Regions from separate parts of the Mus musculus genome. Here region 2 is linked to region 1. Evidence: chromatin loops called from intact Hi-C (ENCODE). Cell type or tissue: left cerebral cortex. All regions are shown on one strand. Links, peaks and the distances in the headings refer to the core of each region. The heading gives the core; the rest is flanking DNA. Region 1 holds the start of Abcf3 (ATP-binding cassette, sub-family F (GCN20), member 3). Region 2 holds the start of Eif2b5 (eukaryotic translation initiation factor 2B, subunit 5 epsilon).

Evidence for each region. Peaks named below come from ENCODE experiments on the same cell type or tissue, not always from the same donor. Only the 100,000 strongest peaks of a DNase experiment are listed, where the experiment ranks them.
Region 2: it touches region 1 in a loop (5-fold over the local background); 14 of 42 quality-filtered maps call a loop at or near these places.

Annotation. Positions count from the first base shown.
Region 1 is chr16:20,543,768-20,552,092 of GRCm38, forward strand. It overlaps Ap2m1 (adaptor-related protein complex 2, mu 1 subunit), which reads left to right. Exons shown (of 12, transcript NM_009679.3): 12 at 1-1,142. It overlaps Abcf3 (ATP-binding cassette, sub-family F (GCN20), member 3), which reads left to right and starts at 4,836. Exons shown (of 21, transcript NM_013852.2): 1 at 4,836-4,978; 2 at 5,199-5,346; 3 at 5,468-5,547; 4 at 5,977-6,023; 5 at 6,237-6,334; 6 at 6,435-6,557; 7 at 6,654-6,920; 8 at 7,707-7,787; 9 at 7,877-7,936; 10 at 8,039-8,095; 11 at 8,195-8,217. The coding sequence starts at 4,906. It also overlaps the pseudogene Gm15760. In left cerebral cortex, for the core only: no CTCF peak of the experiment used is centred there; a DNase peak (open chromatin) is centred at 4,764; H3K4me3 peaks cover 1,988 bases; H3K27ac peaks cover 1,142 bases.
Region 2 is chr16:20,493,488-20,501,812 of GRCm38, forward strand. It overlaps Eif2b5 (eukaryotic translation initiation factor 2B, subunit 5 epsilon), which reads left to right and starts at 5,330. Exons shown (of 16, transcript NM_172265.2): 1 at 5,330-5,609; 2 at 6,698-6,822; 3 at 7,877-8,062; 4 at 8,143-8,320. The coding sequence starts at 5,427. In left cerebral cortex, for the core only: a CTCF peak has its summit at 3,307 (motif pointing right); DNase peaks (open chromatin) are centred at 3,339, 3,881, 4,633, 5,329 and 1 more place; H3K4me3 peaks cover 2,401 bases; H3K27ac peaks cover 1,569 bases.

The sequences.
Region 1 (8,325 bases), core at 77-8,076:
ACCCCTCACCTCAGAGCTTCCCCAAAGGCCAGTAACAGATCCCCAGTCTTTAGTCCCCACTCTGCTTTGGGATAGTATGAGCTTCGTTTTGTACACGTGTGACTTTGTCCAGTTACAAACCCAATAAACAATAGAGTGGAGTTGCTGGCTAAATGTTAATGGGGCCCGCAGAGGGTCTGACGGGACTATTATTACTCCATGCAGTTCTGGCTGTCCTGGAACCTGTGTGTAGGCTCAGGAGATCTACTTCCTGAGTGCTGAGATTAAAGTGTACACCACCATGCCAGACTTTGTTTTGTTTGGGTCTTGCTGCTTGTAGCTCTGGCTGACCTAGAAATCACTATGTAGACCAGACTGCCCGTAAATTTTAGGTGATCCCTGTGCCTCTGCTTCTCAAGTGCTGATACTGCAGATATGTGCTTTGAGATGGGTTTCATTGTGTGAGCTGAGGTGGCTGGACTCAGGGTCCTCCCGCCTCCATCTCTCAAGTGCAGTGTTGTAAGTGTGCAGGTTTCCCAGTTAGTACAAAGAGGCAAGATTTGTATTAGTTTTGTTTTGTTTTGTTTTTTTAAGGATTTATATCAGTACACTGTAGCTGTTTTCAGACACACCAAAAGAGGGCATCAGATCCCTTTAGAGGTGGTTGTGAGCCACTATGTGGCTGCTGGAAAATGAACTCAGGACCTCTGGAAGAACAGTCAGTGCTCTTTAACTGCTGAGCCATCTCTCCAAGATCTTGTATTAGTTCTTGCAGGAAAGATATTTTCCCCATGCATCTTATCAAACCCTGGCAAAAACCTCCATTCTTCCAGAGTTCCTAAGGGGATTGATTGTCCCAAAGATCTTGTATGTTAGAATAAATAAAGAATAGGGTTGCCCTCACCAGTTGGACCTTATGAGGTTTCAGCTTTTTTAAACAAACAAACAAAAACTAGAGTAAATTTAAAGCATAAGAATATAGCTAATCGAGGCTGGAGAGATGGCTCAGTGGTTAAGAGCACTGACTGCTCTTCCAGAGGTCCTGAGTTCAATTCCCAGCACCCACATGGTGGCTCACAACCATCTGCAATGTGATCTGACGCCCTCTTCTGGAGTGTCTGAAGACAGCTATGGTGTACTCATATACATAAAACAAATAAATCTTAAAAAAAAAAAAAAAGAATATAGCTAATCCCCATGTCCTGTCACCAGCTTCAACATCAGTCAATTCATGGCCAACGCTAGTATGTGTTAACGCAAAGGACTCAATGTGATTGCATCGGGATCCAGCCATGATGTCAGATCCCCTGCATCTGGGATTATAGGCAACTCATAGTTACCTGATGTAGGTGCTAAGAACTAGACTTGGTTCTCTGTAAGAAAAGTGCATGCTCGTAACCACTGAGCTATTTCTCCAGCCCCTAATTGTGCTTTTTTTTGGGGGGTGGTGAGGGGGGACTGGCTTGGTTTGGTGTTTTATTTTCCTTTTGAGGAGGCACAGCGTTATTGTATAAAAGCTGAGCCAGAGAGTTTAAAATAGGGATACACGATCTAGCACACACACAAGAGTCTCCAGTTCATATGTAAGCCCTCTCCAAAGTTACCCATATACATCTAGTCCCTCTTCAACTTCAAATGTGCTTGGCCTCTTCATACCAGTCAATTCCCTTTAGGGTCTGCCACTGTCACAAAACAACCCTTTGCAGAACACATGACACCACATAGCCCTAGACTGCACTCCCTTAGTCTGACTTCCCAGGTCGGTCTCCTCGGTGGAGGCTTCTGCTGGTGGTGTCTTGAGCATCTCAGGCATTGACTCAGGTGGGGGGGGGGGCACTTTCTTCTAGGAGATTTCCTTGATAGAGTCAGTTCTCTCTCCGTGGCTGTTGCCAGCTGTACCACGGGTACCAAGGTTCACCTGACAGCAGTGTGGGGGTGGGGTGGGGTGGTGGCTGATGGAGTCACACTGACAGTTCGATGTATAGTAGGAAAGTCAGCATCTCGGGTCTCAACCTGGAGAAGGTAGCAACTGAGAAGACCACACTCCCTGGCTTTCTGGATGGCCTGGGTCAGCGTCTTGTGCCGCTTCATACAGACCCCCTGTGTATGAGGCATGGAAGATGATACCAGTGTGGGCACAAACTCTTCAAGAGCTTCACATCCTAAAGTCAACGTGAAACTTGTGATGCCGGCAGATGGGGCAAGGATTCCCAGCAGCACTGGCGGCAAGCGTTTGTGGTTGCAGCAGTAGTCAGCCCAAGCAGGGCGAGAGCCATAGCTGTTCTGGTATTGTGAATCCAGGTATTTCCAAGGTTCATTTTCATAAGGGGAACCGGAAAGTGAGGACAGAGCATCTTCTTCAGGATGGCCTCAGAGCAAGAGTCTGGAGGGGAACCTGAACTACAAAAGAACTTTGTAAAAGTGTAGGAAACAGCCTTAGCAGCGTGTGCCATCTTGATGCCTGCCGTATGGCCTGCCAGAAGAACCGTGTTTGGTTAATTTTATCTTCATTTAATGCCTGAGGGATTTACCTGCATCACATGTATGCAGAGAACTCCCCAATGCCACAGGGGCATCGGGTTCCCCTGGAAGTGGAGTTGCAGAGAGTTGTGAGCAGTCATTTGAATGCTGAGAACCACACACCAATCCCTTGAAAGAGCAGCAAGTGTTCTTAACTGCTGAACCATCTGTCTCCAGCCTCTAGGTTTCAATGGTGTGTGTGTGTGTGTGTGTGTGTGTGTGTGTGTGTACAGATAGAGGTCAGATGTTCGTGTTGAGTGTATTCTTCAACTGCCTCTAGTTTCAAGACAGTATCTCACTGGCCCTGGAAAAATGATTTTGCTCAGCGGACCAGCTCCTAAGTCCTGGTGATCTTACCTTGCCTACCAGCACTGGGGTTTAGGGTGTGGGAGTAAAGATGTGCCTCACGTCTCAGGACTGGAGACAGAATAACTAACATAAAGCAGCCTGGGAAACAGGCAGAAAGGCCTGGCTGGCCCTATGATTTGGCACAACCAATGTTTTTAGAGTCTCTGATCTATATTTAAAAAAAAAAAAAATCCTGCCCTTTTTTCCCCTGATATTCCAGAGAGTTTCAGTCTTTCCCGTTGTTTTTCTACCATTGTCTCCACCCCAAACCCTGTATCCTCCTGGGGCTGGAGAACCCTCTCTGATTTCCTGATACATTGGCTCAGTTGCATAGCTACTAATGTCTCAACTCTAAAGTAAACTGGAAGCGCCTAAGTACATTTTATACAGAAAATAGACCACAGTGACTTACAGATACATCTGACTTTACTTGGGTACAAGGGATCAAACTCAGGTCTTAATGCTGAGAACAGAACAAGCACTTCTCAGAGTCCTTTCTCCAGCCCCTGGCCTGAATTTACTGTAAACTGGTTATTAGATCTAGAGGTTCAATTGCTGTTTTGTTTATGCGGAAGTTAGTACAGTCCAGAATGGCCTCGAACTCCCAAATTGCCTGCCCTAGTCTCCTAAATGTATTATACACATATGGGTGTACTCAGTAGCTTACTGAGACCAGAGAATTGAGTACTCAGTAGCTTACTGAGACCAGAGAATTGAAACAAGGTTTCAAATGGCCCCAGAATGGCCTGGAACTCATTTTGTAGCAGTGGGGTGACCTTGATTTTTTTTTTTTTTTCTCCTTAGGTTTTTCTCTTTAACCCTAGTTGTCCTGGAATTCTGTAGATCAGGGTGGCCTTGAACTCAGAGATCTGCCTTTTTCTGCCTCCTGAGTGCCGGGATTAAAGGCTGGTTCCATCTAAGTCCAGCAACCTTGAATTCTTGATCATTCTATCCCTGCCTCCTGAATGTTGGAGTTATTGGCATGCACCGCACCCAGTTTTATGAGGTACCGGGGATCAAACACAAAGCCTCAGGGTAGACAAGCATTTTACCAACTAATCTATAACCTCAGGCATGCTGATAGCTTTTTTAAACTTTAACACCAAGACTGGCAGCTCCCCATTGCAATAATGCTTAAGCTGGATGAATGGGCAGTCGAGTGTTGTCACATGCCTTTAATTCCAGCACTTTGGCGACAGGCAGGAGGTTCAGTTCTTAAGTTAGCTTAGGCTCTCTAGAGAGATTGTCTCGGAAATATAAACGGGTGTAATTTGAGCGCATTGGAATAAAGTTGTCTAATTTTGCAAATTGAGTGTGTGTGTGAGGTGTATCTTTTACAGACACTTGAGATCTGCTTTGTCTGTAGACCCAGGATAAACAATGAACTTATAAAAGGGCTTGTTCAGGTTTTCTGGCAGTGGGTGATGTGCCTTGGGGTGGCAGAACTTCATTCTCAATGACCCAGTTGAACACCTATGAAGTGTGAAGGAACTGAGGACAGAGCAAAGAGGCAAGCAGAAGTGTGCTCCTCACCCAGCTGATTCAACTAGCAGGACTAATTGAAACTGATCCACTCTGGACCGAGAGTTGGCGTGAGTCAGCAAAACGCCAAAGGTGGGCGAGCAGCAGCATGCGCCTGCGGGGAAGGTATCCAAGCTGTAAAGCGACCCCCTCCCACGTTAGCCCGTGTCTAGGCATTTCTCCCCTCGCAACACCTCCCGTGCTCCCCACTACGATAAGCCTCGGGCGATCCTGCCACGCCCCTCGATACAACCTCCACTTTCCAGAAGGCAGCGAAAACCCGCACAGGTGGTAGACGTAGACGGGAAACTGGAACCGCGCAGGCGCGGAAGCTGCCACGCCTGCTGGACTCCGCGGCGCTTGCGTCCCGTTCTACTAGACCCGCCCCCTGGACTCACGCAGACTCTGCTTTCTTACGTCAACCCTGCGCATGCTCCTTGGGATGAGGGGTGCGATTTCGGGGTGGGGAGGAAGGGCAGGGAGGCGGTCCTAGGCCCAAGTCTCACCACGACTGCGCAGATTGGATCCCGAGTGAACATGGCGACTTGCGCTGATATCCTGCGAAGCGAGTTCCCTGAAATTGACGGGCAGGTCTTCGACTACGTGACCGGTGAGCGAAACTGAATTAACTGCCTGGGGAGGCCGAAGTGGAGGTTGTGGGGAAAGACTGAGGGCGGACAGTGCAGCAGACCGCTATCTGGTCTCTCTGCGTGACCTCTTATCTTGAGGGCCAGTGGGGTCTGGTGCCCCGAGTGAGCTGTACAGACACTGAAACTGCTCCTATATCCGCCCTACCCGTTGTCTGTCTTGTTCTGCGGTACCCGGCTCAGGTGTCTTGCACAGTGGCAGCGCGGATTTCGAGTCTGTGGATGACCTGGTGGAAGCTGTCGGGGAACTATTGCAAGAAGTGTCCGGGGACAGCAAGGATGACGCTGGCATTAGGGCTGTCTGTCAGCGCATGTACAACACTCTACGCCTGTAGGTGCCAAGGGAATGAAGTTGATGGGCAAAGAGAGGAGAATGGAGAACAAACGAGGGGGAAGGTCTGAAGGCTGTAAATCTTTTCTCCCAAGTGAGTGCTTTCTCTCTACCTACATAGGGCTGAACCGCAGAACCAGGGAAACAGCCAGGTGCTACTGGACGCCCCCATCCAGTTGTCGAAGATAATGGAAAACTATGGTGAGAGTGAGGGGAGATTGAACTAGCTGCCTTCTGCCTCCACCCCCAGCCACCACCTCGCTGCAGCTCAGGTCTCTCCATCTCAACAACAAGGCTTGTAGGAGCTAGCGGTATTTTTGTGACCATAAAAGCTTGTGATGGAGAACGGGGCCTGGAGGGCTCTCCAAGCTATTGTCTGTAGTAGGAGGCATACAGACCTTGAAGCTGGTTTTGCCAGTTTCGTACCTTAACCAACAGCGTGGTCTTAAAAGAGTACATTGGGCTCTTCTTAAGTGTGAGATCGTTTTGCCCTTTACTTCAAGGCTAATAACTGTCCATTTCAGTGTTATAATGCTATCTTTAAAACTATCCTTGGTTCTTGTTAGTCATTCAAAGTCTTCATTTCCCTTCTCTCATGGAGAAGGTGACTGCTTTTCTTATCACTTACAGACTGTGACACCAAACTTCCAGGACTGCTAAAGAGGGAACAGTCCTCGGTGAGAAGTGGGAAGGGGCTGTGGTGGGTGTGAGAGTTGACCGTCTACTGAATAGTGGGTGTATCTTTGGGCGAGATTTCTGGTGTGTCTTTCCCTGCGTGTTTGCTTATGTAGCGTCATGGGTAAGTTTAAGGGTTTGTTTGCAGTAATCTCTGGAGTTCCTTTTTGAACCTGTACCCTAGTATGAACTGGTTGTGTTTGGAATTCACTCAGACAGTAAATGCGAAGAAACTAGAGAAGGCTGAAGCTCGACTGAAGGCAAAGCAGGAGAAGCGTTCAGAGAAGGAAACACTGAAGACCAGCAACCCTCTGTGAGTTTGGGAAGAAGGGCTCTAAGCAGGAAGCAGGGCAGATTCTGGTATTGAAGGACTTTCGGGAGCCCTAAAAGCTGTCTGTTTCTCTTTTAAAAAGAGTCTTGGAGGAGGCGTCAGCTAGCCAGGCAGGCAGCAGAAAAGAGAGTCGATTGGAATCATCTGGCAAGAACAAGTCCTATGATGTGCGAATTGAGAACTTTGATGTCTCTTTTGGTGACAGGTGAGGGAATGGCCAGTGGCAGGATCTTTCTAATTAAAGGAGAAGGAGCTGTGTTTCTAGATGATTCTTCATCTCTCTTTCTTACCACCCCTTCAGGGTACTGCTGGCTGGAGCAGATGTAAACTTGGCATGGGGCCGACGCTACGGCCTGGTGGGACGCAATGGTCTGGGGAAGACGACATTGCTAAAGATGCTGGCTACCCGGAGCTTGCGTGTCCCAGCCCATATTTCCCTACTGCATGTAGAGCAGGAAGTTGCTGGAGATGACACTCCTGCCTTGCAGAGTGTGCTGGAAAGTGACACCGTACGAGAGGACCTGCTACGGCAGGAACGGGAGCTCAGCCTCAGGATTGCCGCTGGCAGGTGAAGGCTTTAGGCTTGAGGGTATAAGCAGCAGCTCTCTGTCCTGGCTGGCTTGTGTGAACTTGACACAAGCTAGAGTTATTTGAGAAGAGAAACTTTAATTGAGACAGTGCCTCCATAGATTGGTCTGTGGCAAGCCTGTATTGCATTTTCTTTTTTTTTTTTTTTTTTTTTTTTTTTTTTTTTTTTTTTTGGTTTTTTTGAGACAGGGTTTCTCTGTATAGCCCTGGCTGTCCTGGAACTCACTCTGTAGACCAGGCTGGCCTTGAACTCAGAAGTCCGCCTGCCTCTGCCTCCCGAGTGCTGGGGTTAAAGGCGTGCGCCATCACACCCGGCTTGTATTGCATTTTCTTATTTGGTGGTCGATGTAGGAGGACCCAGCTCATTGTGGGCATAGTGCCATCCAGGCTGCTGGTCCCGGGTTCAGTAAGCGAGCAGGCTGAGCGAGTCAGTAAGTGGTGTTCCTCTGTGGCTCTGCTTCAGCTCCTGCCTTGACTTTCCCCAGGGATGGAGTGTGACCTGAGAGTTATAGGATGCAACGAATCCTCTCCTGCCCAAGCTGCTTTTGGTCAGGGTGTCTCACCACCACAACAGAAACCCTGACTAAGACACTGTCCCTTAGATAGTGTCTCCGTAATTCACGTGGCCTCCCTCGTGAGCCGCAGAACTTGGAATTTGGCCTATAGAACTATAAAACTCTAACTGTCCCTGCTTTCCAACCTAGAGAATGCAGGACGCCCGCTTGCGCTGCCTTTACATAAGCTGGTTGGGTCTTTTCCTTCCCAGGGCAGAAGGTTCAGAAGCTGCACAGCTGGCAGAAATCTATGGGAAGCTGGAGGAGATTGAGGCAGATAAGGCACCTGCCAGGTAGGTAAAGCCCCACTTGGTCTCCTGCGTAGTTAGCTGCCCCCTCATTTGATCTGTTCCAACTGGATTCTTCCAATTCTCCTTCCCAGAGCATCAGTCATTCTTGCGGGCCTTGGTTTTACTCCTAAAATGCAGCAGCAGCCTACCAGGTGAGTGAACCCTGCTGTTCTTGCCTTTCCACACTGCTGGCGCTGCACCTGCCTGCTTGCCATGATGAACACAAAGCGCTAATGTGAGTCTGTTGTCATCAGGGAGTTCTCAGGTGGCTGGAGGATGAGATTGGCCTTAGCCCGAGCTCTCTTTGCCAGGTGAGTCCCCAAGCCTGAGCACCTGTAGCTAGAATGTGATGGGATGCCATAGTGAGTCTCTGGCCATAGAAGCTCACACCCTGTATTCTTTTTTCATAGGCCAGACCTTCTGCTGTTAGACGGTAAGTTTGAAGGAGCTACACTGACTTCAGAGCTAGACAGGGGTGATAATAATCCTTGTTCCTGGTTCTCCACCCTTTATCGCCACATATGTGTTTTCTCTGCTTCCT
Region 2 (8,325 bases), core at 210-8,209, 50 kb before region 1:
AAATATCCTTATCTCTCTGTAAAATTTGGAAGGTAGCTTTGATATACCACTCTTGGTTGGCATTTAGCTGCTTTGGGGGCTAGAAATAAAGTATTCCATGCTGTCCTGGCTTTGAGGGTTCTGACAAATGACTTTACTCTAATACTTCTGCTTTTTTGAGTTGGCATCTTCCCTTGTAAGTTTTTTTTTTTTTTTTGGTTTTTCGAGGCAGGGTTTCTCTTTGTAGCCCTGACTGGCCTTGAACTCAGAAATCCACCTGCCTCTGTCTCCCAAGTGCTGGGATTAAAGGGCGCCACCACTGCCCAGCCCCTTGTATTGTTTCTTAGCTTTGTGTTCCTGACTTGAGTATGGTGTGTTGTGTCCTCTGGTTGGGGTTCTGTAGCAGAATTTTCCCCCAATTAATTTAAATATTAATAAAACAAGAAGCCTATGATTGGACAGGGGAAAAGGAGGCGGAGCTAAGAGTTAAGAGGATGAGGAGGAGAAGGGAAGGAGATGGAGGAAGAGAAGGACGATCCATATTCTGTGTGGCTTTAAATAGCCACAGGTAGCTATGAATATCTCACAAGGGATGGATAATTACAGGACAATTTGTCCCATCTAGGTGGGCAGTTTATATCAATATCAATTGGCTCATAGTTCATTGTGTGGGCACTTTGTGGGGTGAGAATTTACTGATATAAATCTGATGTATAAATTACAAGCCTCTAGAGTTTTGATTTTACTGAGTTACTGGGATTTGGGACCGCTGACCACAGGGGGTGGATGGCTGGGAATGTGAGCGGAATCTGCATCAAGAGAACCTCAAGATGGGCGGTCTCTGCTTGGTGCTAGTCATGGAGGCAACAGGTCACGGAGCAGTTCCACAACAGGGTTCTAATGTTTCTTGTGTTTGAATGCCTAGATATTTCTCTACACTTTTCTGCTACAGTTTCATGGAATAGGTTTTCTACACAATGGTGGTTACCTCAGTTCCTTTCTCTAACCTACATAACTCTGACTGGCCTGGAACTCACTATATAAACCAAGATGGCCTCATGGCCATGTTTTCATGATTCACCTATGTTTGTTTTTGAACCCTGGGGCAAGGGCCTGAGGTGCATATTTTACATATCATGCAGACCTGGCCTCTAGGTCCTCCCAGCATCCCTCAGTCCCCTCCTGGCCTGCCCTGCCCCCAACCCTGAACTTTCCAGCCCCGGCTCTGGACTGCCCTTCCCCCAGAAACTTTTTCCTATATAATTCAGACGTTTAGTCTCCTGCTCTCTCTTCTTTTCTTTTTCTTCGAGTAAACCCTTTCTATCTTCTCCCCCCCCCCGCCCCCCCCCACCCATGGCAATTCCCCAGGCCTCAATCCTAGGGGCCAGTGAACTCACCCAAGAGCAGCTTCCCAATAAACCTGCCTTTAATATAATCTAATCTGGCTTGAATTGGCTCATTTCACTGGCAGAGAAATAACCTATCAACCGTCCCATGGTATCTTCTCTCTCCACCTTCCTCTGCTTCTCCCTCATGGTCCTGCTTCAGACTCCAAGCCCTGCACCAAAACTCTTGTCTACCCCTCTTTTGCCCAGCTGTAGGCATCATTAGTCAGTTCTCTCCTTCCTCCATCTTGGTCCAGGGACTAATTTCAGGTCATTAGGTCTTGTTGGCACTTTTACCAGCAAGAATGGACTCAAACAGAAGCTCAAGGACAATTTAATTAGAGTTTAAAAGAAAAACCCCAGGGCAGGCAGGCTGTAAACCCATTAGCTGCTTGCTGGTGGGAGGTGGGGGTGAGGAGAAAAAACATTAGAGCCTGCATGCAAGTCAGAGCCATGGTGAACAGACAGCCAAATGGGTGGGTGTGAGGGAGGCAGAAACAGCAGCAGCCCAGAGTACCAAAGAAAGTATCCTTAGTTGTTTTTGACCAGTATCTGAAAAAGAAAGTAAAAAGGACCTTCCTGAGTCCTAACTCAGACCCAATGAACTTCATGGCTGTTTACTTGTATGGACTGAACTGGAGCTAAGAATCGGGGGAAGAAGCTGAGCGTGGTGGCGCACGCCTTTAATCCCAGCACTCGGGAGGCAGAGGCAGGCGGATTTCTGAGTTTGAGGCCACCCTCCCTGGTCTACAGAGTGAGTTCCAAGACAGCCAGGGCTACACAGAGAAACCCTGTCTTGAAAAACCAAAAAAAAAAAAAAAAAAAAAAAAAAAAAAAAAAAAGAATCAGAGGAAGAAAAAACACAGCATCTCATCAAGGGGAAATTATTTTACTCTTTAGTGCGGCTTAAAGAGAGCCCAGACTTCCTAGGGGTGGTTCCTTGCCAAGTTCCTGACCTGGAATGTGAGGCCTCCATCCAGGATAGAGATTCTGTCCTCTTGACCTAAAGAACCTTTTACTTCTCAGATCTGTGTTGTTAGTGTAGCCTCATTGTTACCTGCTGGCTTCCACGGTGGCTTTACTTAGGACAATCTCTGGCTATATTAAGGGTTTTTTTTTTTTTTCTGTCACCAACATTTCCCAGTAAGCATCACTGTGTTGCTTTCCTGTGACCTACATATTGTGCAGGCATTGGGAAGGGCTGGTCATTTCTACTAATTATGTGTGTAGGAAGGAGTTCCCAGACCAAATTACTGATGCCTAGTGGCCACCTATATGGAGACCAAAACACTTCAGTGTACCAAGGACTCAGGATTTCCTCAGTCCAGGACTCAGGATGTTCAAAGATAAAACTGGGACAGTACTGAACAAGCAAGGGCAGTCTACATCCTTTCCTTTCCTTCGAAGAACACACCTTCCTTGGGGCAGTTGGGTAATCAGCTAGCCAGGAACAACTTCACACTATACCAGTAACTTCTGACCGCTGTGGGCTGGAGACCTTGGGCTGGCTCACAGGATCATCATTTCTTTCTCTGGGCAATGCTGTCTCAGAAACCTTGTGTTCTAATCTCTTCAAGAAACTCAACTTGTCTTTGAGTCTGAATCTCAGAATAGGAAAAAAGACTCCTTTACTACAGGGCCTCTGACCTCCATATACATTACAGATGTTTCCTACCCCACAGTCCAGAAAACCTCCACGTAAAAAAATGACTTCATAGGCTGGGCATGATGATCCACGTCTTTAGTCCCAGCACTCGAGAGGCAGAGTCGGGTGGGTCTCTACAAGTTGGAGGCCAGCCTGGTATATACAGTGAGCAGTACCAGGGCAGGCAGGGACATGTAGTGAGACCTTATGGCAAAAAGAAAAGAAGACTTCATTTGTCATAAAGTCTATGACATAGACTCTGGGAATTGGTGAAGGCTCACTACATCACACTGATCTGTAGAGGGCAGTGTTACCCAATTTCTCAAGCCACTGAACTCCACATTCAGCATTTCCGGGATCCCGTGTTTGAGCAAGAGTCTGTGTGCATGAGAAGTTCCCACAAGTGCACATTTTTCTTCTTCATGTAGATCTGTAGCGCAAACAGTCCCCCAGAAGGTATATTTATACTTAATTTTATTTTGGTCGTGTTTGCCTACTTGTTTGATCAGTTGTCACGAGGCATTGCTACAGCTCTCACTTGAGATTCCCCCTGTCTCAATCGGTTTTGGAAGCATACGCTCTTAGGTGACCTGTCCGACTTCGATTTAATTGAAATTTTTTACTAAGCTTTTCCCTCTCTGTACTAACGTTTTCAGAAGCAAACGTTGTCCTCATAGCACCCTCATTAACTGGGCGAAGGAAGAAATGACAGGTTTCTGGGTTCCACAAGGAAGCTAACGAGTAGCGATACACTAGAAACATAGGCTCACCACTCCACCGGAGAACATCTGCGGGGAGGTGGGTGGAAGCAACAGAGGGAGTTGCCGAAACTTGCGGGCTGTGGGATTAGCAGAGGTTCTGTTGCTGATTGGGCAGATTACTTACTGGAATTTTTGGCTTGACAGAATTACGCCCAGCCTGCGTGCCATTGCTTCCTCCGCCTTAAGCTTGATTTATAAACTGCGGCCACGGCTTCTTTTACCAAAACCTGCTGCTCCACTTCAGTCTAGCCTGAAAAGCTTGCTACTACGCCCCAGTCCTACCCAGTTTACTCCTGCTCTTAGATCCAGCCTCATCTGGGATAACGCTTGTGGAACTGAAAGACCCACAACGTGAGGACTCCCCCACGTTCTGACTCAGGAGAGGCGACACCCCAAAATCACCAACGAGAAACGGTCTTGCTGCAAATTGCAAGAGGATTTTTATTCAAGAGCGCTCTCGGGCCCACGGTCATACACCACGCAGGGGTAGAGGACTGTGGCGCCCCGAGTAGCTGGATAAGGGGGTATTTAAAGGAAGGAACCACAACTCAAGGAGGTGGGAAGGGCGTTGTTGGAAAATACCAAAAATACCAGTTAAGAGTCACAAGGAAGTACAGAGTCACAGGTGTCACAAGGAATACCTGGTAATTGTTAACTCTCAAGACAGTTTCTAAGAGCCCCTAACGATAGCACATTTGCATTGCAGGTTCCAGCAATGGTCAGAGTGGGTCAGGGTGACTTTCTTTGAATTAACACTCTTTGAACCCAGGAAGCCGGTGGGTGGAGGAATGTCGCTATCTGTTTTATGATTAGCATACCTTGGAGCACTGAGTTTACTACTCTTTCAGAACCATGGGAGTCAGATGAGCTCCAGCAGCAGTTTTTCCACTCACTAGTTGGGCGTGCTCCCTTGGTTCCGATTTGAGGGTTTAAGAAATGCCTGTCGCTCTAGGTCGTATTTCTGGCAAGGGGGGAGGGAGCACCCATAATAGGTGTGTGTTCAGTAAAAATCTACAGCCTGCCTCCATGTCCAGTATTTGTGCAGATCGTGGTTTCCCTCCCAAAGATGCCAGATCCCCTTAGATTACTAGACTGCAAGTGGGGAGCTTCATTTTATATTTAGATTTATGTGGATGAGTGTTTTCCACAGGCATCCAGTGCCCGGTCGAAAGTGTGTCGGACACCCTGGAATTGCAATTGTGAATAGTTGCTTGCTACCACGTGAGCGCCAGGCGCAGAACGTGGATCCTCTGCAAGAGCAGTAAGTGCTCTTAACTGTTGAGTGATCTCTCCAATCCCTGAGAACTACAAATTTTATCCTACTCTGGGCAGAGGAGCTGTAGGCTCCTGCCCAGCGATCACAAGCCTATCCAGCTCGCTGCCTTCTTAGCTTGTCCAATCCAACAGCACTCACTGACTAAGTAGACAACGGTGGGATCTCACCCCTCTGGGGTGCATACACCTCCCAGTAGCACCTACTGCGGTCAGCCACGCCCTGGTCTTGCACGGGGTGGGTGGGGTCTGCTGGTACACACATGCGCATTCCTTCCTCTTTCTCTCCCTGCAACTACACCTTCGCGTTTTGACTGTGAGTCCTTTTTGTCCCCTACTGCGTGCCGTGTGACTTCCCGGCGGACGTGCTGGCTGCGAAGCAAGATGGCAGCCACTGCGGCGGTGCCTGGCGCTGCGGCCGGCCGAGCGAGCAAACGCGGCGGCGGCGGCTCGGGCGGCGGGGGAACCCAAGGTGCGGAGGAGGAGCCGCCGCCGCCCCTCCAGGCAGTTCTAGTGGCCGATAGCTTCAACCGCCGCTTCTTCCCCATCTCCAAGGACCAGCCTCGGGTGAGCACCCGGCTCGCGAGCAGTCTGCCGGCCTCGAGGGTAGCGGGGCCGCAGGTTGCCACTGCAGCTGGTTAGTGAAGCGTGCTCTGGAAGTTACCCTCAAGTTGAGCTTATCTGGTTAGGAAAAGGTGGAGAGACCGACTGAAACCTCGGAGGCTGTCCGATCAGATGAGTAACTAGCACACATGGATTCTCGCAGGGCTATACACCCAGCCTTGGGAAGGATGGAGAGGGCTGTGTGTAGAATCAATGCTTGAAAGAAGGCTTCCCCGGGGGATTTAGTAGCACAAGAGGGGCCTCCACTGTCTTTAACCTTGCAGGACATGGGCAATTTAAAGAAATTGCTTTAGATAAAGGCAATGGTAATATATTCCTAAAGGAAAAAAGGCTAGCTCTCAGCAGGCTGTTTTCCTCCCATCTGCTGAAAGGGGACCCCAGTGGGTTGCCATCAGTCTAGGAATTACCTAGACATAGGAAATAGGCATTGCGCTTGCAGACTACTGGGTCGCTCAGCAATCCATAGTTCATTCAAATAGGGATTTGCCTTTGACTTAAGAATTCCTAATAGCCGGGCGTGGTGGCGCACGCCTTTAATCCCAGCACTCGGGAGGCAGAGGCAGGCGGATTTCTGAGTTCGAGGCCAGCCTGGTCTACAAAGTGAGGTCCAGGACAGCCAGGACTATACAGAGAAACCCTGTCTCAAAAAACCACAAAAAAAAAAAAAAAAAAAAAAGAATTCCTAAGGCTAACGACTGTTCATTTTTGACAAGTGTTTGAATGATTTCTGTGACTCTTAGTGGCAATAGAACAATAGAAGGAAATTCTATGAAGAAGACCTTAGTGCTTAGAGTTCTAGAGCTATGACTTAGGGCCAACATTTGTCCTTAATGCCAGCACTGGGCTCCTAGAACATGTTTGTGTCTGATACCATGCCTACTAGGCTCAAATTCCAGAGCCTTAGACTGACCCTTAGAGCCTGTTTGCTTTAGAATAAAAGGATAAAGTCGATTATAGTGTCTGCAAACCAAAGTATACCAAAGTATAATCCTGACTTGAAGATCTCAGACTTTTTCTTTCCTGCCCTATAGGTCCTCTTGCCCCTGGCCAACGTTGCGCTAATTGACTATACTCTGGAGTTCCTGACTGCCACGGGTGTACAGGAAACATTTGTCTTTTGCTGCTGGAAAGCTGCTCAGATCAAAGAACACTTACAGTAAGGCTTCATAATTTTTCCTTTCCAGGATTCTCCGTCTTTTTTCAGTTCTTCCAGGATAGAGTTGATGTGAGGAGGAGAACACTGAATCTGTTCTGAGCTCCTGTGAGGTTTAGTGTTCTCGTCACGTGTCCCGAGGTAAACTGCTGCAGCTTCCTTTGCCTTGAGGTCCCAGGGACCAAAATTAAAGGCTTGCCTGTGATTTTGAGTCTTTCTTTCTTTTTTTAATATATATTTTTTATTACGTATTTTCCTCAATTACATTTCCAATGCTATCCCAAAAGTCCTCCATACCCTGCCCCCCACTTCCCTACCCACCCACTCCCACTTTTTGGCCCTGGCGTTCCCCTGTACTGGGGCATATAAAGTTTGCAAGTCCAATGGGCCTCTCTTTCCAGTGATAGCCAACTAGGCCATCTTTTGATAATTTCTGAGTCTTTCAAAGTTTGTTCCTGTGAGTTTTGCTTTTTGTTTGATGGCTCCAGAGTGTATGTTATTGGAAGGGCATCTTTATTTTTCCACCAAATTTCCAAATACTGTCTGTATTTGGAACAAGCTCCTCCCCTCTGTGTCCTCCGCCCACCTTAGTTTCAAGCCCACAGTAAGTTCTTAAGAGATGCTTGTTAAAATTTGGAAGAGTTAGTCTGGGAATTTATGAGTTTGGGAAATAAAGACTAATATATACCCAACATGTTTTCCATGTTACGGTGTTTAAAGTTGATAGAGACTCAGAACAAGAAAGATGACATGAAAAAAAAAATATATGTTCCCAGAATACTTTTATACCCTAGATCTCATAAGCTCTTGAATTCAAACTCATATTTGAAGACAGGAGTCAAGTTATAGAAAGGAAATGGCCATATTTCTCAAACACATAAAACTAATGACACTAGACGCTGAAACCATTCATTATGGTTCATAGGACTCTTTGAAACCAGGGACGCTGGCAGGAGCCCAGGAAAGCCACAGAGGAGTATAAACGCTGGATGGAGGTTGAAGGCCAGGTCTGTGACCATCTGTTTAATTTACTGTTCCTCTCATCACTTTCCTACAGGAAATCCAAGTGGTGCCATCCTACGTCCCCCAACGTTGTTCGGATAATCACATCAGAGCTATACCGATCACTAGGAGACGTCCTCCGTGACGTCGATGCCAAGGCCTTGGTGCGCTCTGACTTTCTCTTGATATATGGAGATGTCATCTCAAATATCAATATCTGCAGAGCCCTGGAGGAACACAGGTCAGGCTGGGGAAGACTGCAGGACAAGACTTAGGGACCAGCAGAGTCCTAAGACTAACTGTGCCTCTGGTTCTTAATAGGTTAAGAAGGAAGCTAGAAAAAAATGTCTCTGTGATGACAATGGTCTTCAAAGAGTCGTCACCCAGCCACCCTACACGCTGCCATGAGGACAACGTGGTGATGGCTGTGGACAGCGCCACCAACAGGGTTCTTCACTTCCAGAAGACCCAAGGCCTCCGGCGCTTTTCCTTTCCATTGGTAAC